Regions from separate parts of the Homo sapiens genome. Here region 1 is linked to region 2. A link is a loop called in an ENCODE intact Hi-C map of the cell type or tissue named here. Cell type or tissue: heart right ventricle. All regions are shown on one strand. Links, peaks and the distances in the headings refer to the core of each region. The heading gives the core; the rest is flanking DNA. Region 1 overlaps TNS1 (tensin 1). Region 2 overlaps TNS1 (tensin 1).

Region 1 (12,024 bases), core at 1,229-9,228, 55 kb after region 2:
ACATACATGCACACATGGGTACACACACATGTACACACACACACATAGAGTCAGAGAAGCATGCCCCTGCTGCTGTGTGCCAGGGCCTCTGCTGGCAGCCCAGCTGGCTCTGCTCTGAGCATCCACGAAGCATCACAGGCATTCACCTGGCATCCACAAGGCATCACCTGGCATTCAGAGTGGTCTCTAGGTCTGCCTCTTCAGGCCCAGAGAACCCTACCAGAGAAACCCATGACTAGCAGTGGCCATCATTGCCTGCCGTTTCCTCGATCCCCTTGCCCTCAGCCCAGGTCTTCTCCTGACTGTCAAAGGACCTGCCACCTCCGGGCTTCTGACTCTCCCTGGCCTGTGCTCATCCCCCATCCCTACTCCCGATGCTGGCTGCATCTTACTCTGCTGCTGAGGAGAGCAGCCCAAGCTCTGAGGAAGGAAGGAGGATGGCTGCTCGGCCTCCCTGGGGTCAAACAGCCTGTCCTGTTGGCACGGTAGAGGGCAGGGCCCTGGGCCTGTCTGGGAGAAGGTGCTCCTCTGAGCAGACACCACCCCAGGTTCACACCTCCTACCTCCTCCTCCCATTTCCCAGCTCCTCTCCTTCTTATGGTGGAGGGAGACAGGGCTCCCTGGGCCCTTGGTGGCCATGTGGGGCCACTGAACTCAGAAAGCTGCTCCCTGGACTCTGGTTTTAGGGCTGGGTGGGGGCTATTGGGGTCAACTTTACTTTTTTCCTTAGTTACCAGAAGACGGATCCAGCCAGGTAGGTGGGCAGTGGCATGCATTTGTGACCCATGAAGCCACGCAGCTGGGCATAGCCTCCCACTCAGAGTGTCGGCATGGCCAGGGACACTGAGCCACGGGGGATCAGTAGAAGGGGGCTGGGGGCTGCCTCTCACCAGCCAGCACACTCCTGCTTGACACTTGGCCCACAGAGCCCTGGGCACAGGGGCTGCGAGGGGCTCAGGCTCCTGAGAGCCGGGGACTCAACTATGCCTCGGAGCCTTGGGGTCCTTTGCAGGGTGGGCCTCGGCCTTCCCCTTGGAGTCCTTCTGTGGACAGCGCAAATCGGCCCTGGCCTCACCCCAGCTTTCCCATCTCCGTTTTCTCCACAGATTCTCTTTCTCAAGAAATAATCCCTGTTAATCTCTTTCTCTCTTTTTCCTTTTTTGCTCTTCCTCATCTTCACCACCTGCCCTTCTTTCCTGCCTCTCCTTCCTCCCACCTCTCTTCTCGTCTTCCCTCAGAGGAAGATGAGGGGAAGGTGGTGGTCAGGCTGTCAGAAGGTAAGTAGCATTTGCTGTGACTTCCTGCTCTCTGGGTCTGGAAATGGCTTTTCAAAGCAGGGCTTGAAGAGGCTGGCTGGAGGCAGCTCTCTTTCCTCACTGGGACTCAGGCGACCAGGCACATGGCCTTCCTGTCCCCCAACGCTTGGTGATGAGATACCACCCTGGACACCTCCTGAGTCCTGATGGGGGAGCTTGTAGCTGCCAGGCGCTGGCTCAGGCACAGCCAGTGTCTGGGGGCTCCTGCAGTGTCACCTTGTTGACCAAAACGCTCCTCTTGCACCTTCCTCTCCCAGCGCCATTTGCACCAGCCTGCCTGGTGTGCAGCAGCTCATAGAGGTAGACAGGGAGGGACTCAGATCCCCTTTCCCGGGACGTGCTCCACAGGCATTTCTCAGAGAAGAGATTCTCCACGTTGGCACCACTGACGTTTTGGCCTGAATGACGCCTTTTTTTTTGAGATGGAGTTTTGCTCTTGTTGTCCAGGCTGGAGTGCAGTGGCACGATCTCGGCTCACTGCAACCTCTGCCTCCCAGGTTCAAGCAATTCTCCTGCCTCAGCCCCCTGAGTAGCTGGGATTACAGGCATGCACCACCACGCCCAGCAATTTTTTTTTTTTTTTGTATTTTTAGTAGAGATGGGGTTTCACCATGTTGGCCAGGCTGGTCTTGAGCTCCTGACCTTAGGCGATCCACCCACCTTGGCCTCCCAAAGTGCTGGGATTACAGGTGTGAGCCACTGTGCCTGGCCCTGAATGACTCTTTGTTGTGGGTGCTGCCCTGTGCACTGTAGGAGGATTAGCAGTGTCCCTGGATTCTACCTGCTAGATGCCAGTAGCTCTCACTCAGTCATGACAATCGAAAATGTCTCCAACATTGCCAGTGTCCCCTGGGGGGATAATTCTCCTGGCGCAGAGCCCCCATCTTACAGCCACGATTTGCCCTCTGGAAGCCCTGCCTGGTTTCCTATCAACACAGAAAGTACTAAGTCTGTCTTTCGGGGATCTCAGACAACTTCGCGTGTTTCAGGAAATCTATGGACTCACCGTGTATACAATAATGCATTGGGATTCCCATGCACGTAATTCTGAAAAGCAGTTTCAAGGAGTTGGCATGTCTATGGGTCCCAGAGGAACCCCTGATTTAGATGAGCCCTGCACTGGGCACCAGGGAAGCAGAGAGGGGGCATAATCAGGTGGGAGGCCTTGGACACACCAGGAGCAGAACTCGAGTGAGGACTCAAACCAGCAGGTGAAACAAAGTGGGTGCCAGCCTGGGCGGGAGGCCAGGGTGTGGTTCTGGGCACTGGCATCCCCCCCTCAGGAAGATGGGGCAAGATGGGTGCTGTGATCACTTCCAGTTCTGATGGGTTAGGTGTTCTGACTTCCCACCTGGGCCCTGGGCCGATTGGCTGGTTTTCTCAGGCCTATTTCCCATTTTCCTTTGACCACACCACCTTGATTTTCCACCCCCTAAGCGGGGATGGCCTGTGCTCCTCTAAATCTGCTGTCACCCAGGTAGGATGATTGGAGTTTCCCAGAAGACTTTGCCCTCTCCTGACCAGCTGGGGTTTGGGCAACAACATCAGGCTGCTCAGGGGCTGCAGAACAGGGCAGCTTCCAGAGACAGAACAGGTGGGCCACAGCATGCTTCCCTCTGCTGGGAACGGCCCCTCCTTGCTCCCCCGCAGCCTCATGCTTGGGGAAAGGGCTTTCTCCCAAGCTGGAGGCTGACTGCTGGTCCTGGCAAGGCAGGAGCTGGGAGAGAGAGTCTAGAATTAGCTGGAGCTCAGAGCCAACGTTTCTGTGCTTCAGATGCCGGACCACGCAATAGGCTCTCAGCTCTCCTCGCAGCTGGTTGACTTTAACAGACCAGTGGTATCTCAAACACTCTCCAGTGGGAAGGGCCATGGGGTGGATTATCCAGCAAGCTGGCAGAGCCTGGTGATTGTGTCTCTCACTTTGGGGTGACTTCAGGGGCGTGGGCCTCGACAGGACTGAACTATCTGCCAATTGCACCTGCTGAGTTACTCTCATCTTACAGGGCCCCAAGTGCTCTGGCCAGAGCCACAGAGTTTGGAGGGGAAGGTTCTTAGGGGTTAACTCAGCCACACCCATCGTTGTCACAGATATGCAGCTGACATCAGCACTGTGGGTGGTGTTGGGGGATCTGCCCAAGGTCACAGTTAGGAGGTAATGGAGCCAGACTGGAGTTATTGGTCTCCTGTCTCTTCCTCAAGTGGCCATTTCAAAGTCCTTCTCCTGCCTGCAGGCACCGTGCCCTGGGATTCCAGCGTGGGAGTTGGAATTGCTGCCCGTGGCCTGGGGAGTGGAGCGGGGAAGGGGCAGGGAGCAAAGCTGTGGGCAGCCAGTTCCTTATTTCCTGACTCATGTGCCACTGCCCGGGTCAGACTAAAGCTCATTCTTTGCTGACCCTCTGAGGCTCTGCTTGATTTCCTTGCTGATACTTTGATGGGAAATTCAGAAAAAAATGCCAGTGAGGCAAAAATGGCCAGAGGCAGGATTATTCGGCTTGGGGAAAAGAATAATTTGAGGGATGTCTGCTATGTCCCAGGCGCTGTGCGAAACACTTTACATTCATTCATTCTTTCATGCATTGATTCATTTATTCATAATACTTTGTGCGCTGACTGTTTGCCAGGCTTTGGGAATATAAGGATGTGTTAAGGCAGCTGGTGAGGAGAGTGATGCCAACAGACATTTCAATATTAGGCAAAAGTGCTGAGCTGAGGTAGGAATAGGATGTCATGGGGGCTGGGAGGAGGGGGCATGTGGCTCAATCTAAAATGTTTGGAATTCTAACTTTTGAGCTTCTAGATCTGGGACCTGGGGGTTTCCATATTCCCTTCTTTCTTTCCCACCCACATGTCTTGATTTTAGTTAGGGTGGGTGTGCCCCTTCTCTCCAAGCAAAGAGCCTCTTTGGGAGACAGAAAATGCACTTCAGGGTGTGGACAAGGAGCTGACAGTGCCAGACCGGAGGAGCCCAAGTCACCCTGTGCTGCAGCTGCTCTTCACCGCCAGCAGCCACTTGGCAGGGTTTGGGCTCCTGGAATGTTCTACATGAAGCACCCTCCCTGTCCCCACCTCTCCCGCCCTGCCCAACTCCCTGTAGCCTCTGATGCAGCTGCTCCAGGATTGGAGGGAAGGAGGAAAACAGCAGGAGAGGTGGTGCGAGTGAGGAGTGGAGGAAGGCAGGGATGGGCGGCTAGGAGCAGCGGAGGCAGCAGCAGGGCTGGTTCTGAACACTGGGCCTGGAATTGGCAGGAAAGAATTAGGAAGAACTTTCTTTCCTGCCTCTTCTCACCTGATCCTAGCTGGGCAGGTGGGTATCCTCATTCCCACTTTGCAGATGAGGAAACGGAGTCCCAGAAAGTCTCTAGTAAGTGCACGGGTGGTGGGTGAGGGGAGAGCTTGCAAGTAGAAGTATATTGTCCTGGGGTGGGAGAGAGAGAAAGAGCCAGGGAATAAACAGAAAAAGGAAGCATTTTCACTACGGAGATCTGCATCTGAAAACTTGGGAAAACTAATGTTTAGCCCTGAAGATGGGTTTTAAACAGTTCTGGAGATGAACTCAGGAAATCAAATAACTTCTCAAAGGTCCTTCCCGCTCTGGGTTCATGAGGAGTAGAGATTGTATGGAAGGGCTTCGTTCATCTCCACCCCATGATCTGGGACTGGAAGGGCAGGTAGGGGTGGCAGTGGGAGGGCAGACCAGCTGACCAAGGAAGAGGATGCACTGGGAAGGAGAAAGGAGGTGGGGGCCCGGTGAGGGCAGGGCCAGGTGGGGCTGGGTCTGAGTGGCCTTGGCTAGGTTGGCCACCCAATGCACAAGGGCTGTTTCCAACATTGTGGTCAGAATGGATGCTGCTGCTTCTCCCTGGGCGAGCCATCCTGTTCCCCAAGTTCAGACTCCCAGTGTCTTGAGAACTCCTCTGGTGTTCTGCAGTTTAGGAGCTGAAGGGGCCAATGGGACTGTTGCCTTAAGAACTTGGCCATGCTATCGAGCCATCTCAGGGTTTCTAATACACTGTCCCATGGGCCCTCCATGCAATCTTGCCATCAGACTCCCAGGCTGCAGCTCAGGTGCCTGTGTTTAGGCCAGAAGCAGTTAGTAGACCCAGCCTTGCCTAATGGCAAGTAAGCACCCGCAAGCCACAGGCTTGGCTGTGTCCTGACCACAGGACGGGGTGGTGTGGCCCACTTTATCTCAGTTTTACTGTTGCTAGCAGGGGTACCTGTACTTCTTTAAAAGGGTGGGGCGTAGGGCAATGTGAATTGCTTACCTAATGTGTGGGTCAGGGGCCTGGTGGGAAACTGATGGTTCATTCCAATGGAGCAACCTAGGACAGTTGATGGACTCTTAAAAGGTCTGGGCAGAGCAGTGAGGGATGGTAAAGCACCCCGAGTGCTCCCTATCAGGAGCAGGGAGCCATCCTCCCAGGCCTTAAGGAACCAGGAGGGAGCTGGAGGGCAGGGCTGCTGACTGGAGTGTGGCTAGAGGGAGGTGGGTAGGGGATGTAGCCACTGGCACCTTGCCCTTCTCTCTCCCTCCCTCTCATACCCTGCCAGTCCCTCCTTACTAGCCAAAGGCCAAAGCTATCCTGAGCCAGAGACTAAGGGGGTCTGGATGACATAGTAAATAAAAGTCTGCCTTCAGGGATGCAGATCAGGGTAGAGAGTAGATCAGGAGCGACGTCAGTGAATTGGGGAAGAGCACACACCTTCACAGTGTCATTCACATAGGTTTCAACTTGAACTTCAGGGAATGAGAAAAATGGATGTGTGCCTCTGAGGTCTTACTATGTGTCTCTGGATGGGGCTGGAGGGTAAGGATCATGCTTCTGTGACTTTGTGGAGCACATGCAGATTGAGGGCCTGCTGTGTGCCAGGTGCTGTGTGAGGGCTCGGCACACAGATCAGCTAGGCAGGCTCTGGGAGCCCACGGGCAGCCAAAGAGTGGCTTTCTCTCCCTGGCTGGGAGAGAGGTGGTGCCGAGAGCCGTGGGGACCTGGGTGTAGCCATGATGAGTGCCTGGAAGGGTCTGGGAAGAGTTTTCAGAGAGTGACCTAGGGTGGCAAGAGACGGGAGGGGAGAGTGGACTCTGATCTTGGGTGTCATTTGCATGGCTGTGGGTGAGACTCCCTCTGATGTTCTCTTCTCCCAAGTTGGGTTACCAGTTGCCCAAGACTAAAGACACTCACTGAAACTATTGGCTTCCCGACTTGCAGAGGGTTGTATGTGCAGTGGGTAAGGGCAGGTTGGGGCCAGACTGCCTGGGTTCCTTGGCTGACTGTGCCCCTTGCCAGCTGTGACCTGGGCAAGGTACTTACATCCCCCGAATCCTACTTTTCCTGTATAATTGTTTGCTCTTTTTATCACTAGGAATAGCCCTATGGAGTTGGCTTTTCTCTGCCTGATGGGCTGAAGTGCTGGATAGAGCCAGCTCTGGGTGTCCTGTGAGCCTATGGGCCCTGTCTAGGTCACCCAGAGCCAGCTTGTGAGTCTGGAGACTTTGGTGCTAGTGTTCACTGCCACTAATTATCCATGTGTCCTGGCGCACGGCTCCACCTCTCTGGGCTGAGGAGATAGGTTAGATCAGGGGTCAGCACACTGTGGCAGCTGGTCAGATCCTGTCCACTGACTATTTTGGTAAAGAAAGTTTGATTGCAACCCAACCATGCCCATTCACTGTCCTGTTGTCTATGTAAGCTGTCACACCACAACAGCAGAGTTGTGTAGTTGCAACAGTGACAGCCTTACCCACCAGCCTAAGATATTTACTATTAAGTCTTTACAAAAAAGTGTACTGGGCCTGGTCAGGGGATATCTGCATTGTCTTCTAGTTCCAGCAGAGCCTCGTGCTTGGGTGGCACAGAATCCATGCCTTTGGTATGAATTTGGCCTGGGCCTTCTGCGAGGAGGTGGGTGGCCTGGGCTGGTTGAGGGAGGATTTCGAGGAGGCCTTGCTGGCACTGCCTACATGGATTCCAGCTTTGGGTGCCGAGGTGCCTGGTTCTACATCACCTTGTGCCTGCTACCTAGAATAGACCTCCCGTGCCTGCCTCTTTGCAGACAAACTGCCCCAGCCTTGTCCACTGTCTTGCTGTTGGGTGGAGGGGGTTCTGTATGGGGACAAAAGACAGACGGGCAGGCTGTGGCTGGAGCTGTGTGCAGACTCCATTGCAGCCTCTGGGTCCTGCTCTGTAAAGGGTCCTGTGCTGAGGGACCATCCTCTTCCGGGGTCTAGAGAGGCCTCTGGCCTGGGTGTAGGATGTCAGACCTGAGGGCCACCCCAGAAGCCACTCCACGGAGGCCATGCCCCTATGCAGCAAAGGCTGGAAGCACCCTGCTAGCACCCTGGTGACTAGGCTCCTTCCAAATTAAGGTTTTCTTTGGGCTAAGGGGAGGAAGGTTGCATTTCAGCTAGCTGGACCCCAGGCCTGTCACCCATGAGGGACCTGGAGGAGGGACCTGGAGGACCTGACTATTTTGGTAAAGAAAGTTTGATGGCAACCCAGCCATGCCCATACACTGTCCTATTGTCTATGTAAGCTCTCACACCACAACAGCAGAGTTGTATAGTTGCAACAGTGACAGCCTGACCCAACAGCCTAAGATATTTACTATTAAGTCTTTACAAAAAAGTGTACTGGCCCTGGTTAGGGGATCTCTGCATTGTCTTCTGGAGGAGACCTGGAGGAGGGGGCTCTTCTCCAACTCTGACCATTGCAGTCTTGGCCAGCAGGGGCTGCAGGGGCCTGGCCTCCTGAGGGATGCACAGACTCTGGTTCTTCAGTTTCTCAGGCTGATTTCAGTGGATGCCTTAGTTGTGGGCAGTATGGCTCTGTACTCAGGCCAGGTTCCTCCTGGGTAAGACAGGGACAGGGTGGGATTTGGAGGTGGTAGGAATGACATTCCTCCCGGATCATGGCCCGGGGTAAACAAGAGCGTTCTGTTGCTTCTTCCTCTTTCAAGCGGAGTTCGTTTGGGAGCTGGCCTCAGAGGCCGTAGAGGAGTTGGGCAGGTGCCGGTCTGGGAGTCGGGCCATCTGGGGACCTAGTCATTTCCCTTGTCGGGCCTCAGCATCCATCCTTATCTGTAAAATGGCCTTTTCTAGCGTGTGTCCCCCACCCCCTCTTAGGCTGTTTTGAACACCAGGTAGTGCCGTGTATAATGAGGTCCTCTGTAAACTAAACTGCTCAGTGCTACAGGAATGCCAGAGGTGGGCGATGGAATGTTGAGTTCCGCCTGGGAATGGGGTTCCCTGATGCCAGTCTCTAGAGGAATGCTGAGTGTGTCAGGCAGAGAGGGGTGGGTGTGTCTTGGCATCAAAGGGGCTGGTGAGTCTACAGCAGCCCCACAGGGCAAGACTCACCAGTGCAGGCCTGTTGCTAGGTGGCCAAGGCTGTTTCTGGATTCTGGGCAGGGGGTGGAGCTCACATGAACTCTGGCACTATCCTGGGATACAGGCAAGGCAGGGATGGACCTCTGGGCCCACTGTAGGGCCCCAGACTCTAGTGGCACGAGGAGAACCTGGAAGGGCCTGGGTGCTGAGCAAGATCATTGAAGAAAGAGAGCAGCCAAAGGGGGTGCCAGCTATGGACAGCCTCCTAGTCCTTGGAGGGAAGAGTCTCTGATGGCCATGTTCTGAGGCGGGGCCTGGGATCCATTTCAGGGCCCCCTCCTCTGAGCAAGGCCCTGGTGAAAGGTCACTGCAGGGCAGGGTGGGTCTGGGCAGGCAGGAGCCCTGCCTGTCCTTTGGGGGCTATTCCTATGTTCCCAGGCAGGAGTCCAGGAAGCTGTGTTCCAGGGGAGGTTGGGGGGGACCTGCACTGCACCCCTGTGCATCTGTGCTCAGTGTCTCTGTCCTCTTGCCCCTTCCAGAGCCCCGGAGCTATGTGGAGTCTGTGGCACGGACAGCGGTGGCTGGACCCCGAGCTCAGGACTCTGAGCCCAAGAGCTTTAGTGCTCCAGCCACCCAGGCCTATGGCCATGAGATACCCCTGAGGAACGGGACCCTGGGTGGCTCCTTTGTCTCCCCCAGCCCCCTCTCCACCAGCAGCCCCATCCTCAGTGCTGACAGGTAAGCCGGGAAGGGGCAGTGGGTGGGGGATGGGAATCCGGGCCTGGGACTGGGACGGGATGGGTGAGGCCTCCTGGATCTGTTGCCTATGGCGTGGACAGGCAGAAAGCATACCCAGATGGCGGTACCTTGCAAACCAGTTCATCAAGGTGCATTGAGGGCACATGTCCTGCGCGCTGAATCCTGTGGGGAGCCCAGTGACCTATAATTCCCAGGCCGCATTCAATTCCGCCCATCCAAAACTGTGCTGGAAGGAGTGAAGGGTACCACGGTGAATGTGGCAAAGTCCTTCCCCAAGTTGAAAATCTACCAACAGTAATGACTTATGTAGTGGGCTCATCCTAGGTACCTGGCACTTTGCTAAGTGCTTTATGCAGTTATTTAATCCTCGCAGCAATCCTAGGAGGTGAGCACTATTATTGTTCCCACTTTTCAGAAGAGGAACCTGAGGCATAAAGGTGCCACAGCTAAGCAGTGGCAGAAATCAGATTCAGGTGGAAGCGTGTGATTCCAGAGCCCGCATCTCTATCCTCTGCCCCAGACCTGCATCATGGCGCCCTCCCTGCACAGGATGAGAGTCAGATGGGCCCAAAGCCCACACATGAGTGAAGGGCTTGGAGCTCAGAACAAGGGGCCATTATTTCTGGCTAGGGATGCAGCGAGGATTTCTGAGGGCTGGAGGCATTTGTGAAGGGTGTAGAGGAAGTAGCAGGATGTTGAAAGATGAAGAAAGAGAGACAGGGCATTCCAGAAGGACAGCCCAGCAGGGACAGAGGACTGGGCTGTGGCCATGTTGGGAGTGTGAGGCTGAGGGCATGTGGCCTGCCATTAGGGGATGCCTGGGTGGATGGATGGCTGGCATCCATATTTCTGAGTGCATCACACAGAGATGAAAGCCCAGAGGTGGGTGACAGTCCCTGCTGACAGGCTTAGTGGAGGGGTGCAGCAAGGAGCTGCTTGACTGGGGTAGTGGGGGTGAAGGTGGAGGGGACAAAGAGATGGGATGACGGCATAGGAAAGGAGGGTTGCAATCAGCTCAGGCAAGGCATCGAGTGCCAGGCAAAGGAGGAGGACCTAGGAGGTGTCGCCCCCAGGAGGGGAGACTCTGCCCTGACCATCCCTTCTTCGCCGTGCCCACTGCCCTCCCTAGCCTGGGATGTCACAGAGCCTGCAAATTCCCCTGCCAGGCCCAGTGGGTCCAGTTTGCTGCACAGTCTACATTGGCTCAATGCTGAGCCTCCCCTGCAAGTGGGGGCACCATGGGATGACTAGGGGAGCAGATGAGCAGAGGCAACTGTCTTCTGGATTCTAAGCCAAGCATTCCCCTTCCCCAGCCTCTTAACAGGCAGCAGCCTGCGTTGCTCAGGAGGCCTGACTCTGGCCGAGGGTTGCATTTCCTATTTTAAAGGAAAGGGGATTTTCCTAAGTTGTCCCAGCCACCCATTGTTGATGTTCAGTGAGCCCTGGCATTAGGAAGTTGTTCATTGTTTCTCACTCAAATCCCTCCTGCTGAAGTGTTGGCCCTTTCCAGGAAGCTAGCCTTTCTCCCCTGGGATTAGCCTTCCAGAACTCCATTTTAGTGTCTCCTTCTCTCACCCTGCTCAGCCTGGCTCTGTCTCCCACTCCTCAGAATCCAGTTTATTCTGGATTATACCAGGAGGTGGCCTTCTGCTTTGGCCCCTTCTGGGATGCAAGGTAGACTTTGCCCTAGCCTGGCCCCTGACCTTCTCCTTGCCCTTGGCTCTTGCCTGGCCCAAGAGCACACCCCCAACCAAAACCTCATATCACCCCGTGAACCTGAGCTTATCCAGCCTGGCCCAGGGAGGGCCAGCCCACAACAAGATCCTTCCAGCCTGCAGCTCCAGGTTTTGGCCCATTGGCTAAGTAAGGACCTCTCCCCATGGGGGGTTCCTGGTGCACAGCCTGCCTGCTCCCTCCCTACATACTAGTTTATGTAAGGCCCCTGTCAACCTTTGTTTCTCTCACCATAGTTGGATAGAAATTTGGGTCTAGAAGGAGTCAGGGTCACCTAATCCAGTCCTGTCATTTTCCACATGGAAAAACTTTAATAAGCAAAAAAACTCACTGGCCATCACATTGTACTGCTGTGCTTTCATCTGTCACTCCATGCAGACCTAGACTTAACTTTACAAGGGAACCTTTGACTGTGGCAATTACCCCAGGTATAGTCTCCTCTGAACTGAGTTGTTTCAGAGTCAGAATTGGTAGTGACCTCTGAGCTCATCTCATCTAACCTCCCAATGCAGGAAATTCCCTCTACAGCATTCAGGCCAATAGGTCTGTCAGCCTCTGCTTAAATGCTCCTAATGACAGGAGCCTCATTACCATGCAAGACAGCTTTCTCCATTGGTGGCCACATCCCCAGTGGCTGGAGAGCAGACCTTACAATGACCTCAAATCCCCTGATGTGAAACCTTCCCCTGTGATTCCTTGTCTTTGCTTTTTTGGAGCCATCTAGGAGTGAAAGCCCAATTCTAGCACTCTCTGTCAATGTTTAAGGATGATGATATCACACTTGAGGAAACTGAGTCAAGACAGGGCTACTCCCAGTAGGAACAGGAGCCAGGAAACTCCATTAGGAATTTCTGTGATGCTGGAGGCTATAACATGACAGCCACCTCC
Region 2 (12,024 bases), core at 2,803-10,802:
AATCACTTGAACCCGGGAGGCAGAGGTTGCGGTGAGCCGAGATTGCGCCATTGCACTCCAGCCTGGGCAACAAGAGTGAAACTCCATCTCAAAAACAAAAACAAAACAAAAAAATTGGGGGAAGTTGACCCTAGAGATAGATACTTATTAGAAGCTAGTTACCTCGAATACCAAGTAAACTCAAGGATACAGAGAGAGGGACTTAATGCACTTTGGTATGATGTAGAGAAAGTGAAGAACTACATTCATTAAAGTCTTGCTCACTATTTGCTAGACTATCACTTGTGGCTACTGGATCTGTGGGCAGAACTGGGGCTGTGAGTATGAGCGCAAGCTTGATTTGAGCTTTGTGTGGGGGTGTGAGGGCGTCAGAGCTGTTTGGTGGTTGGGCCTGCCTTGTGCAGCTAAATGATGCCTGTCAGGGATGTGGGGTGGAAATTTTGGTCCAGCAGGAGATTCTCGGGCTGGGAGTGAAGCAGGAAAGAGATATTCATGTTGACCACCAGAGGGCGGTGGCGAACTCCAAGTGGGATGCTTGACTTGACCCAGCTCTAGGTCTGGTATACCTGCTCACTCTTCCTACCTAGGGCTCCCAGCAGCAGGCAAGCATGTCTGGGAGGGAGGCCTGGTTGGGGAGGGGGACCATGTTGGTTGGGGAGAGGGTAGAGTAGGTGAGTGGTCTAGGGCAATGTTCTTGGAAAAGAGAGAACAGGGATTACTGCACCAGTACCCACCTCACTCCCTGAAGCTGCTTCTCCCACCACTACAGGTACGTGCATTACTTCAGTGGCCTGCTCTCCGGCTCCATCAAAATGAACAACAAGCCCTTGTTTCTGCACCACGTGATCATGCACGGCATCCCCAACTTTGAGTCTAAAGGAGGTACCTGCCTTGAGCCCTCTGACCTCCACCCTTGCCAACTCCTCCCTTTCATCTTCCATCTTCTCTAAGAGGCAACCTTGGGTAGTAACAGACAGCCCGAGAGCTGCAGAGTCATAAGGCCTCCATTGGACTCTCAAGTGTATTGCTTCCTAAACTTTTCTAAGCACCAATCTATTTGCAGTGCCTGCTGGCCAATGATGTTGGATGGGCAATGTTTTTATTAATTTAATTTGCCTTACAAGTGAAAAGTTGGTATTTCTTCCCCTTTCTGCTTCCTCTTTTACTCTTTCCTCTTTTCCTCCTTCCCCTTCCTACCCCGTCTTCCCCCATTTCTTCCTTCCTTTCTCTCTTTCTCCCTTCACTGTCTCCTCTGCCCCTCCTGCCTGCCAGTTTCTGCTGTCTTAGCTAACACCCACCCCACTTTTACAGGATGTCGGCCATTTCTCCGCATCTACCAGGCCATGCAACCTGTGTACACATCTGGCATCTAGTAAGTATTACATGGGCGTGAGAGGCCAGAGAAGCCCAAGGCCCAGGGCTAAGGACCAGGTCAGAAGGTTGGGGAGAGGAGAGAATATTCTCAAGAGGGCTGAAAGGACAGAGTCAGAGAGGTTTCCCACTAACCCTGTGGCGTAGGGGCAGCAGGGAGAAAATGCCCCTCCCTCATCTCCCCTCCAGCAGCCCACTCTTTTTCTGCCCACCTCTCTCCCTTAGCAACATCCCAGGAGACAGCCAGACTAGCGTCTGCATCACCATCGAGCCAGGACTGCTCTTGAAGGGAGACATCTTGGTGAGTGCTGTCCTCTGTGTCAAGCCCCATCCTTGTTTATTTTCTCTCCCTTCTTTTCTTACTCCTTTCCTGCCTCTTGGGACAAGACAGGTACTCCTCCTGGGCTGCCAGGCTTGGAACCATAGGCTCTCAGGGCTCTTGGAAGACCTTCCAGTCTCACACAGTCTGTGTCTCTCACCCTGGGCTTAGCTGTTGTTCTGGAGCATCTCCAGGGAAATATCACTCAGCGTGAGCTGTTACCTCCTGGCTTCTTATTGGTGACAAGGACTCTCTGAATTCTAGCTTCAGTTCTTCCTGCTGCCATTTAAATCCATCTTACTTTTTGCACTCTGACTTGTATGTAGAAACTTCTTGGGAGGACATTTTTGTCCCCAGAGGCCAAGACTGGCCTCCAATTCTCTGCTGTTCTAGAAGTTTCCCCACAGAACTCTGAGATCCTGTTTGGTGTTGATGAGCTCTCCCTCACCGGGTTTGGGGTGAGCCTTGGGGGCTCAGTCAGCGGAGCTGATAAGGAGGCTCCCTGGGACCTGACCTCCCAGCCTCAGGCCCCTGACTGGTTCTGCCCGTCTTCCCACCCAGCTGAAGTGCTACCACAAGAAGTTCCGAAGCCCAGCCCGAGACGTCATCTTCCGTGTGCAGTTCCACACCTGTGCCATCCATGACCTGGGGGTTGTCTTTGGGAAGGAGGACCTTGATGATGCTTTCAAAGGTGCGCTCCTTGAGTGGAGCTGGGGGTGGGCACCCCTGTGGCAGGGAGAGGAGCTCAGTTTGAGACGATATGGTGGGTATGGGGACCATCTTTTCTGGACCATGTGGTCTGTCTAGTCTCAGGGTGATGGTAGGAGAGAGTTGAGAGAGACTTGGGAGAGAGTTGAGATTGGATGGTCTGGGAATTCCAGTTGTTAGTAGAAGTGGAGATAAACTCCTCCCAGTCCTTGGGCTGTTTTATATCTTGCAGCCTTCTATGACTTTCCCTGTCTCTCCTTCATCTTGTCCTCCCAGTTTGTCACATGTGTCCTACTGACAATCATTTTTTTTTTCAACATTCACTGGGCATCTGCTTTGGGCTAGGATCTGTACCAAGTGCCGGGGATACAAAGTAAAACATGGCATGGTCTCTGCCTTGGTGGAGCTCAAAAATCTTGTTGAGTTGGGAGGCAGACTAGCAGGGGATAATTACCCTGCAGGGCAGAAGAGCAGTAGTGGAGGGGTGTGGCAGCAGCAAGGGGGAACCATTTTCTGAGAGGAGAAGAGGTGGTTGGGAAAGGTTTGGTGTTTGCTTTTGCTTCTTTCTTTTATCCATTGGAAGTTTTATCTATATCACATTAATGCCTGGGACATATAAATACACATTTATTTACCCATCTCTCTCTCCATCCACCAATCCATCCTTACACACATCCATCCATCCATCCATCCATTCATCCATCCGTCTGTCCATCCATCTGTCCATCCATCCACCCACCCATCCATCTATGCACCCACCCATTCATCCATCCATTAATCCATCCCTTCATTAATCTGTCCATCCATCCACATATTCATTCATCTGCCCACCCATCCATCTATCCATCCATCCATCCATCCATCCATCCACCCACCCACCCACCCACCCACCAAGCATCACTTGTGTGTCTGTATGTGTCGGGCATGTGCTAGACCCTATAGATATGAACAGAAAGAAGTCAGGCCCTACCCTCAGGGAGTTCACAGTTTCCTCAGTGAGAGACACACAAACATGATACTATGAAGTGTTGCCTGAAGTGATGGAGACACGCACAAGCATGATAGGTGTCCCATGGAGCAGATGCCATCCTTGCTGTAACTTCTTTTCCTACATGCAGTGGGCAGTGATCTGTGTCCAGAGTGGGCTCAGGCGGAGAAAGACTGGACCTGGGGCTTGGAGGAGGGTCCAGATCTCCTTAGTGTGGTCTGGCTCATGTAGAAGGGTGTTTCTTTAATGAGCTCTCCTTGCACTGGAGCCAGAAGATGCCATCATAATTACAGTACAGAATGTAAATGATAACAGTCTTAACAAGGAAAAATAAAGGCATAGCTGATCAAATAAATAAGGGATTGGGCAGAAGTTGAGAGAAGGAAGGGTCACAGATTTCCTCCTCTTACGTAGTGGGAGTCAGGAGATACCATCGAAAATTGACATATCAATAAATAGAGGCATGGCCAGGCACGGTGGCTCATGCCTGTAATCCCAGCACTTTGGGAGGCCAAGGCGGGAGGATTGCTTGAGGCCAGGAGTTTAAGACTAGCCTGGTAAATATAGTGAGACCCCATCTCTACAAAAAATAAAAAAATTAGCCGGGCATGGTGGCATGTGCCTGTTAGCACAGCTATTCCAGGGGCTGAGGCAGGAGGATCACTTGAGCCCAGGAGTTCAAGGCTGCAGTGAGCTATGATTGCACCGCTGCACTTTGGCCTGGGCAACAGAGTGAGACCTGGTCTCTAAAAAGAGAAAAAGAAATAGAGGCTTAACTATCTTATTTAAAGTTTCAAAGATAATCAATAGCATAAATAAAAACAATAATCTAATCAGATTTAAGAAGACAGGAAGTAGGGGTAGTAGTATAAGTGAACCAAATTATTCATATTAATAGTGGTCAATCCATAGAGGTTATTTAAAATTCATGTCTGGCTGGGTATGGTGGCTCACGCCTGTAGACCCAGCACTTTGGGATGCTGAGGCCGGTGGATTGCTTGAGCCCAGGAGTTTGAGACCAGCCTCAGCAACACAGCAAAACTCCGTCGCTATAAAAAATACAAAAATGAGCCGGGCGTGGTGGCTTGCACCTGTAGTCCCAGTTACTCTGGAGGCAGAGGTAGGAGGACCACTTTGGCTTGGGAGATTGAGGTTGCAGTGAGCTGTGATCGCACCACTGTACTCCATCTAGGGTGACAGAGCAAGATTCTGTCTCAAAAATATAAATATGCACTCCAGGCTGGGCGACAGAGCGAGACTCCATCTCAAAATAAATAAAATAAAATAAAATAAAATTGGGATCTAGAAATAGTGGCATAAAAATAGTGGCTATTATTTAGAGTCTTAGAGGTAAATTGCTAGTAGAAAAGCAATAGAAATAGTTAGAATCAGTGACCTCATTACCTCAGGCAAGTAGGACAGGGGCTAGAGTGGGCAGGAAATTTAATTTCATTGTATAGATATAATTTCATGTATATATGTATAAATATACATTGATTATTATTATATTATTAACCATGTACATATATGGTATTTTAATTTTTTCTAGAAGAAAACTTTTTATGGAATCCTTTTTGGGACTTTTTGCCTATTTTTATTTTTCCTTCTCTTTTTCCAGATGATCGATTTCCAGAGTATGGCAAAGTGGAGTTTGTATTTTCTTATGGGCCAGAGAAAATTCAAGGTATAAGCCGAGTTAGAATTCATTCTCTCACTCCTTCCTTTTATCCTGACCCTATCCCCAGCACCCTTCCACCCCTGGTCTGTTCCACAGTGATCAAGTTATTTTTGAGAGGCAGGCCATCAGTAAAGGATCTGGGTTTCAGAGTGGACCCCTAGCTAAACATGAACCAGTGACTTAATCTCTGGATAATAAAAATAAAAAAGCAGACAGAGAGGCACTGGGTTGGATAAACTGTTCTGGTCCCATTAGGTCATCAGCCTGTTATATTCAGAGACTGAGGTCCTTGGTAGATGGAGGGAGTGGCTGGCGGGCAGGGGGCACACAAAGGTGCTGGATAGAAGATGTGTATTTATGAGAACTGAGGTGATTCAACCTGAAGGCTGGTTTAATAATAACCTTGAAGCCTCTATACTGGTTATAAGTGGAGACCAGTTGTTCACCATCTTATTCGAGAATGGAATGAAAGGAGATGAAGTTAGGTTATGGGCAGAGGGACTCTGGATAGACTAAAGAAAGGACTGCCAAGCCAGGAAGGTAACTCACCCTGACAGACTTGACTAGGAGCTATGCTGTCTTTGAGCCAGGTTTTTAAAAATTTACTTATTTATTTTTATTTTACCTTAAGTTCTGGGATACACGTGCTGAATGTGCAGATTTGTTACATAGGCATATATGTGCCATGGTGGTTTGCTGCACCTGTCAACCCATCGTCTACTTTTAAGCTCTGCATGCATTAGGTATTTGTCCCAATGCTGAGCTGGGTTTTCTGTGGATGGCTGGGAGATTCTGCCGTGCCCCCTAGGTTTCTGTCTGGAGCGGAGAGCGTTTTAAGAGGGGGCAGGGCCATGCCTGGGATGACCCTTTGGAGGCTTTATGTCCTTTCAATGTCGGGGCTGTGATTTCCCTGCTGTCCCTGATCCCACGTAGCTCATAAGCAGCCTGCCCCCCACCCCCAGGGTCTGACCCCAGGGGCAGACTTTCTAGTCTCTTGGCACTGCCTCAGGAGCCCCAGGGACACAGAAGAAAAAGAGGCAGGTACCCAGCCAGGGGTCCTCCCCGCTTTCTTCCAGGGGGTCTTCATTCTTCAGTGCCTGTCCTGATTTACCCCTATGACCCGGCATGAGCCTTTTCAAGAATGTGAGAAACTAGACTCCCAGTTCTCAGTCCAGCTTAAGCCACTGGTCCCGCCCACCACGCTCAAGAAAATGAGAAGTCCCTCAGGGAGCCTCTTTTGGGGAGCTTGTGGGCTTTCTCTGTTTTTCCAGCTGCTGATCTCTTTTCCCTCTCTGCACTGTCTCCCCGACTGCCGCTGCCTTTCCCATCCCACTTAGGCATGGAGCACCTGGAGAACGGGCCGAGCGTGTCTGTGGACTATAACACCTCCGACCCCCTCATCCGCTGGGACTCCTACGACAACTTCAGTGGGCATCGAGATGACGGCATGGAGGGTAGGTGGGACCTAGTGGCTCCCAGCCCCTATCCAAACTGCACAGCCTCTGCTCACATGACCTTGCTTCTCTTGGCCTGCTTTCAAGAGATCTGGGTTCGAGAGGAGGCAGAGGGGAAGTGTGAGGTACCTCCGAGAGCTCACCGTTAACTGGGGGAAGATAAGGCACATATATGAATGTATTAAATAAAAGTGAGGACAGAGCCAAAGAAGGCAGCAAAATGGCCACAAGGGGGTTATCGTGGAAGTGTGTTGCTACAGCCAAGTAAGTTCCGTGGACAGTGAGTTCTCTGGGATTGGCAGGGAGGGATTTTGAGAGCTGGAGTGATCTGGGAAGGCTCCTTGGAGGATGTGGCCTTGAGTGGAGCTTGAGATACCCCCCACTGTGCTGCAAAAACAGCATTTGTCACATGTGTATTAAACCCACTGTTGGGTTTCTTCAGGCTTGCTGCCTGAGTTCTCTGGGGTCAGAGTACTAGGAACAGAGGCACAGGATCTAGGGCCTACAAGCTTTCATCAACAGCCAACAAAAATGTTTGAGAGCTGGGAACAAACTGATAGGCTCTGAAATTTGAAAAGAAAGCAGCAGAATTGAAATTAATACATGTTTAATTTAGCTACAAACCTAACATTATGTCAAATGGTCCACTGCAACTCAGGTCGTCTCTTGAGAGTTCTACATGCATTCTATTTATTTATGTGGTCTATCTGCATATGTGTAAGGAGACGTGGGGCGGGCTCCGAAAGTGAGCATGCCCAGAGCCCAGGAACTCTTGAGATGCCCTGCCTGGGGTTTGGCCACAAGCTTCTTTTCTTGAGTTGGTCGTAGGACTGCAGAATGTTGGAGCTGGGAGGACCTTCAGGATGGTCCAGCCCATCACCCATCTGTGTTCAGTTGGGGTGACTGAGACCCTTCCCAGAGGCAGAACCTCCTGATTTACCCCCGTGACCCAGGATGGCCCTTTCAAGGATGCCAGCACCCAGCGTCTGGCTTCTCCTCCCAGCTGAAGCCAGTCCTGGGTGGGGCTGTGCCATCCTGGGGCCCCTGGGTCCCATGGCAGAGCTAGGTTAGAGATAGGTAGGCCTGGGGGCCTCCCTGTGCCCTCTTTCCTCTACACGGCGCTGTCTTCTGTCTCCCTCCCCAAGGTTTTGGATTTGATGACTCCTCTCTGAAAATCTTTGGGCCTTTCCTTGAATAAAGATTTCTCCTCTGACCTTGGGGTCACCAGAATGAGCACAAGGTTTCAGAGAGAAGTGGGATGAGGGAGGGTGGTTGGACTAGAATTTGGGGACTCACTGAGAGCACATTTTTTTACGTGCAACATTGAAAAGTGGATGGCCTGTCCTCACACCTGCCTCAGTTCCCAACCCCTTTTCCTCCCCCAGGGGCCCAGCACCCTCAGATTGGCCAAGACACCCCACCAGGCCCCTCCGACCCCCCAGGCTGCTTGTGAAAAGCACTCCTCCATCCCCGGGCGCTGAGCGGCCAAGCAGAAAGCAGAGGCTGGAGCGAATTTGTTCTGAGGTTTCAGTGGCTGCCAGCCTAATTGGTCGTTGTGCTGGGGATGTTTGCATTTTTAACAAGAACATTTGGCAATTGGAAAGAATTTTTACTGTCTCTCCATCTCTTCTTGGTGCATGGTCAATGCGATGATAAATGTAAAAACATTTAGTAAACTATAAAGTGCCAGGCAAATAAAAGGTAAAATAATTAACGGTGAGGAGGAGATGTGGGAAAGACGGGGCTTAGGATGTATTTGGCTGTGGGGGAAGGAAGAAGAGCAGACGGTCAGAGTGGGAGGCAGCCCAGGGACAGCAGAGCCGAGAGCGGCTCCCCCTCTCGGCAGAGGGCCAGCTTCTCAGCCTCCAGACAGGGCCCCTCTGTCCTTGCAGGATGAGCTGACCTTTAACTGACCAAAAGGTCCTGCTGGTTCCATCCCTCTGTCTGAGGGAATGGATTAGAAGGGAAAAAAGGAAGGGCGAGGGGGCAGAAGAAGCGGCCAGGGCCTTCCCTCACCAACCCTCTGTCCCCTCTACCTGCCTATAGCGGCCTTCATGAGAGGCAGTTAGTATGTGGTTAAGAATGCAGCCTCTGCAGCCAAACTACCTGGCTTCAAATCCTTTGACAAGGTACTGTCCTTGGGGCCTCGGTTTGACCTGCTGTAAAATGGGAATTCAGTCAACAAATCATTTTGAGCCCCTTGTGGGCAGCACGGCCTGAGGAAGGACTGCATGTGGTGTTTTCTTGGGGGTCCGTGACACATTTGTGTCAGCTGTGGCCAGTGTGTCAGGCGCCTGCAAGACATGGCTAAGGGAGAAGGCCTGGATTTACCATGCACCAGCCATGGCACCAAGAACTTGGTAGTTGCCATTTCATTTGATGCTCCCAGCCATTCTATGACTCTTATTATGTCCAAATGGGGAAACTGGAGCACAGAGGGGTTAAGTAACCTGCCCCAGCTTGCCAAGCCAGTCAAGAGCAGATCTGGGTTTCAAGCCACCGCGTTGCCCCCTGTGCTGTCCTGGGTTGGCTGACGTCCCTAGGGGCCTGCTTTGGGCATCTGGTTTTGTGGCAGTACCTGGGTCCCACTAAGCCTAGTACCTCTCTGGCTGCTACCTCTCACCCATGGACAGAGAAAGTCAACCCATCCTGACTGTTAGGAAGAGGGAGGGTTAGGCGAGGGGGGTGTGCTGGAGCGTGGCACCCCGGAGGCCACTGGGCTTGCCCTGAGGCAGGCGTTCAGCAAGACTTCAGTGCAGGCAACAGCTGAGCCCCTGGCCCGACCCACAGAGAAGAGTGTGGGCCGCTCACTCAGGAATGCTTCTGATGAGTGGCAGGCCTCTCGAAATAGGTAGAGGGAAGGGTGTCCAAGGTGACCTGGGGCCATTTCTGAAAGTGGCCCCCTGCCTACCTCTTCTATTTCAGGCCCACTGCGGGAGGGTGATAGTAGAGGCCAGACCATTCCCTCTGGAGCCCACCAGGAGACTTGGAGGAGGGGGGCAGGGAGCACCCAGCCAGGCAGTCAGCAGCAGATGTCATCTCTGGCCTGCATCCTCTCGTGTGGCCTGTGTCCCCACCTTGCCCTCTCCTGGCAGTGAGGCATGGCCAGCACCAGGCTCAGAGCTCCTGGTCCCCCAGGAGGCCCTCCTGCTGCCCCTGACTTAACCATCATCTCAGGAACTGCTCTGCATTTAACCCTTTCCTCACTGCCTGCAGCCCCCCAACCCAGCTCCAAGTTCAAGTTTACAGCTTGCAGCACTGTGACACTTAGAGCCCTCTCCCGAATTCTGTTGAATTTCTGTTCTCTGAAGGCTGACTTCTCAGGCTCAGGTGGCTGGGCTAGTCATAAAACCCGAGAGGGAGGGGGCCTGCCAAAGGGGCAGGAAACCCCGAAGTATGGGCCCTCCTTGGCATTAGCTCAGCTCAGCCTGTACCAACCCCATTTCCTGGATGAAGACCCCAGAAGTAGGCAGAGGTTAGCAATCTTGTCCAGGGTCATGAGACAAGATGTGGAGTTGATATTGGAATCCAAATCCCTTTCTACCTCCCTTGGAGCTCAGCTTAACAGCACCCCGGAACCCATACCCATAATCCTTCAGGTGGCTCCTTCAGGATGGTCGTCCCATTTCTGAAGCCCTAATGATGACAGGGGCTCACTACCACAAAGGGAAGCCCGTTTATGGTGGGACGGGTCCAGCTGTGTCTCTGTGTAGCAAAGTGTGGCTGTGGTGGAGACTTTGGGCTCACCTGCTCCTGGGCCAGGAGGAGGGGGGCGTGATGAGGGTGAAGAATCAAAGGGAAGCTCAATAATAAGGACCCTCGGACTGGACGAAGTTCTCTGTTGTGGGACAGTGGCTGGGAGGACAGTGCCTGCCATCTTGGGGACCCTTTACTCCCAGAGCAGTGCCTTCTGGTGAATCCCATGCCTGAAGTATTATTAATCTGCTCTGGCAGCCACAGCAAAGCACCACAGACCCAGGGGCTTGTTCAACAGAAATGAATTTTCTCATAGTTCTGGAGGCTACAAGTCTGAGATCCAGATTTCAGCAGGGTTGGTTTCTCCTGAGACCTCTCTCCTTGGCTTGGAGATGCTGTTTTCTCCCTGTATCTTCACATCATCTTCCCCCTGCTTGTATTCTTACCCTCATCTCTTCTTATAAAGACACCAGACGTATTGGAGTAGTGCTCACCCTAATGATCTCTTTTCACCTTAATTGCCTCTTTAAAGGCTGTATCTCCAAATACAGTGGCATACTGAGCTGCTGGGGGTTAGGGTTGCAAAACAGGAATCTGAATGGGGGAACAGTTCAGCTCGTCACACCTGAGAAGGAGTTTTCTGGGTCACATGTATTTGGATGCCCCAGGCCTTTGATCCTGAGTGGGAGGAAGGAAAGGTCAAGGACAGGTGGTGGGGAGAGGTCTGGTTCCCTCCTTGCGGGCACCTCTGCCTCTCTCCAGTTAGATCTGGAGCCTGCCGGCTCAGTGCTCTGGCTAACACCAGTTTTGCAGCCTCCAGAAACCCCATTAGCAACTTGGCCTGAGTTCTGATGCCCCGTGCCCAGATTCCAGGTCCCCATGGGTAGGGGTGGCGCTGTGTTTTTGCCTCTGCTGTATAAAGCAGGCTCCAAATTCCTCCATAGTGTTCCGGGGCAAGCCTTCTCGGAAGCAAGCCTTGAACCAAGGGATATGGACTGCCCTCTGCCTCTGAGAAGCCTGCAGGCTGACCAGGCCTGGGTTCCTGCCTGCCTTCTCATCCACCCCCCACCTTTCTGTGACTTCCTTGGACATCAGTTGTTTAGAGTTTCTCTTGACTCAACAGAGAGGATGGGAACAGGGGTTGGGCAAGTGAGGGGTGCTCTCAGAAAGTAGATTTCTCAGGGATAAAGGACAGGGTGACTCAGGGGAATGACAAACCTCCCAGCCTGGCTGACAAGGGTGAGGGGCTGGTGTCCACCCCACTTCTGCATCTCTCCTGGTTGGCGCCCATCAGTCTTTCCCTTGTTTCCATGGACAATCCCACCAGAACCGGGGGCTGGTGACAGGGGGCCTTGGTTTTGTGCCCAAGCTTCTCAGCCCTCAGGGGAGATCTTCTAGTTCTAAAGGGTGCCCATCCACTCCCCAAGTGCTTTTGTCTGGGTAGGGGAGGAGCCTCTGCCTGGAGCCAGGAATCCCTGTTCTGTGATGACTTCTTATGAGCTGGGCTTATCCAAGGACTCTGTGATACTTTTTTTTTGAAAGAGGAAAGAGGGAGGGAAAGAGATACAGCAAACAGGCAGAGACCAAGAAGGAGAAAGAAATAAATAGATGAGAGACATGGAGAGATAGACAGGCATGGATAGATATTGGCCTGGGAGGCAGAAGATTTGGGTTCTGGGTGTCTCTGGTAACTCTTTTTCCATAGGTCCTTTTTATTTCTTATGAAATGTGAGGGCTGGAGTAGATAGTATTTCTTTCCATTTCTTTGAGCTCAAGCATTGTGTCTTTTCATGACTTGTGAAGACCTAAA

The links. A loop is a pair of places that touch in the nucleus more often than their neighbours do. Peaks named below come from ENCODE experiments on the same cell type or tissue, not always from the same donor. Only the 100,000 strongest peaks of a DNase experiment are listed, where the experiment ranks them.
Region 1: it touches region 2 in a loop (1.8-fold over the local background); 7 of 110 quality-filtered maps call a loop at or near these places.

The regions. Positions count from the first base shown.
Region 1 is chr2:217,819,097-217,831,120 of GRCh38, reverse strand. TNS1 (tensin 1) reads left to right here. Exons shown (of 33, transcript NM_001387777.1): 23 at 9,183-9,381. Among named protein-coding and RNA genes, the nearest start is that of SNORA115, 8.6 kb to the left of the region's middle. RefSeq lists an enhancer at 10,486-10,986. In heart right ventricle, for the core only: no CTCF peak of the experiment used is centred there; DNase peaks (open chromatin) are centred at 3,317, 3,390 and 4,342; H3K27ac peaks cover 8,000 bases.
Region 2 is chr2:217,875,392-217,887,415 of GRCh38, reverse strand. TNS1 (tensin 1) reads left to right here. Exons shown (of 33, transcript NM_001387777.1): 13 at 770-882; 14 at 1,312-1,372; 15 at 1,597-1,672; 16 at 2,252-2,381; 17 at 5,005-5,070; 18 at 6,402-6,518. Among named protein-coding and RNA genes, the nearest start is that of MIR6809, 19 kb to the left of the region's middle. In heart right ventricle, for the core only: a CTCF peak has its summit at 6,727 (motif pointing right); no DNase peak of the experiment used is centred there; H3K27ac peaks cover 7,124 bases.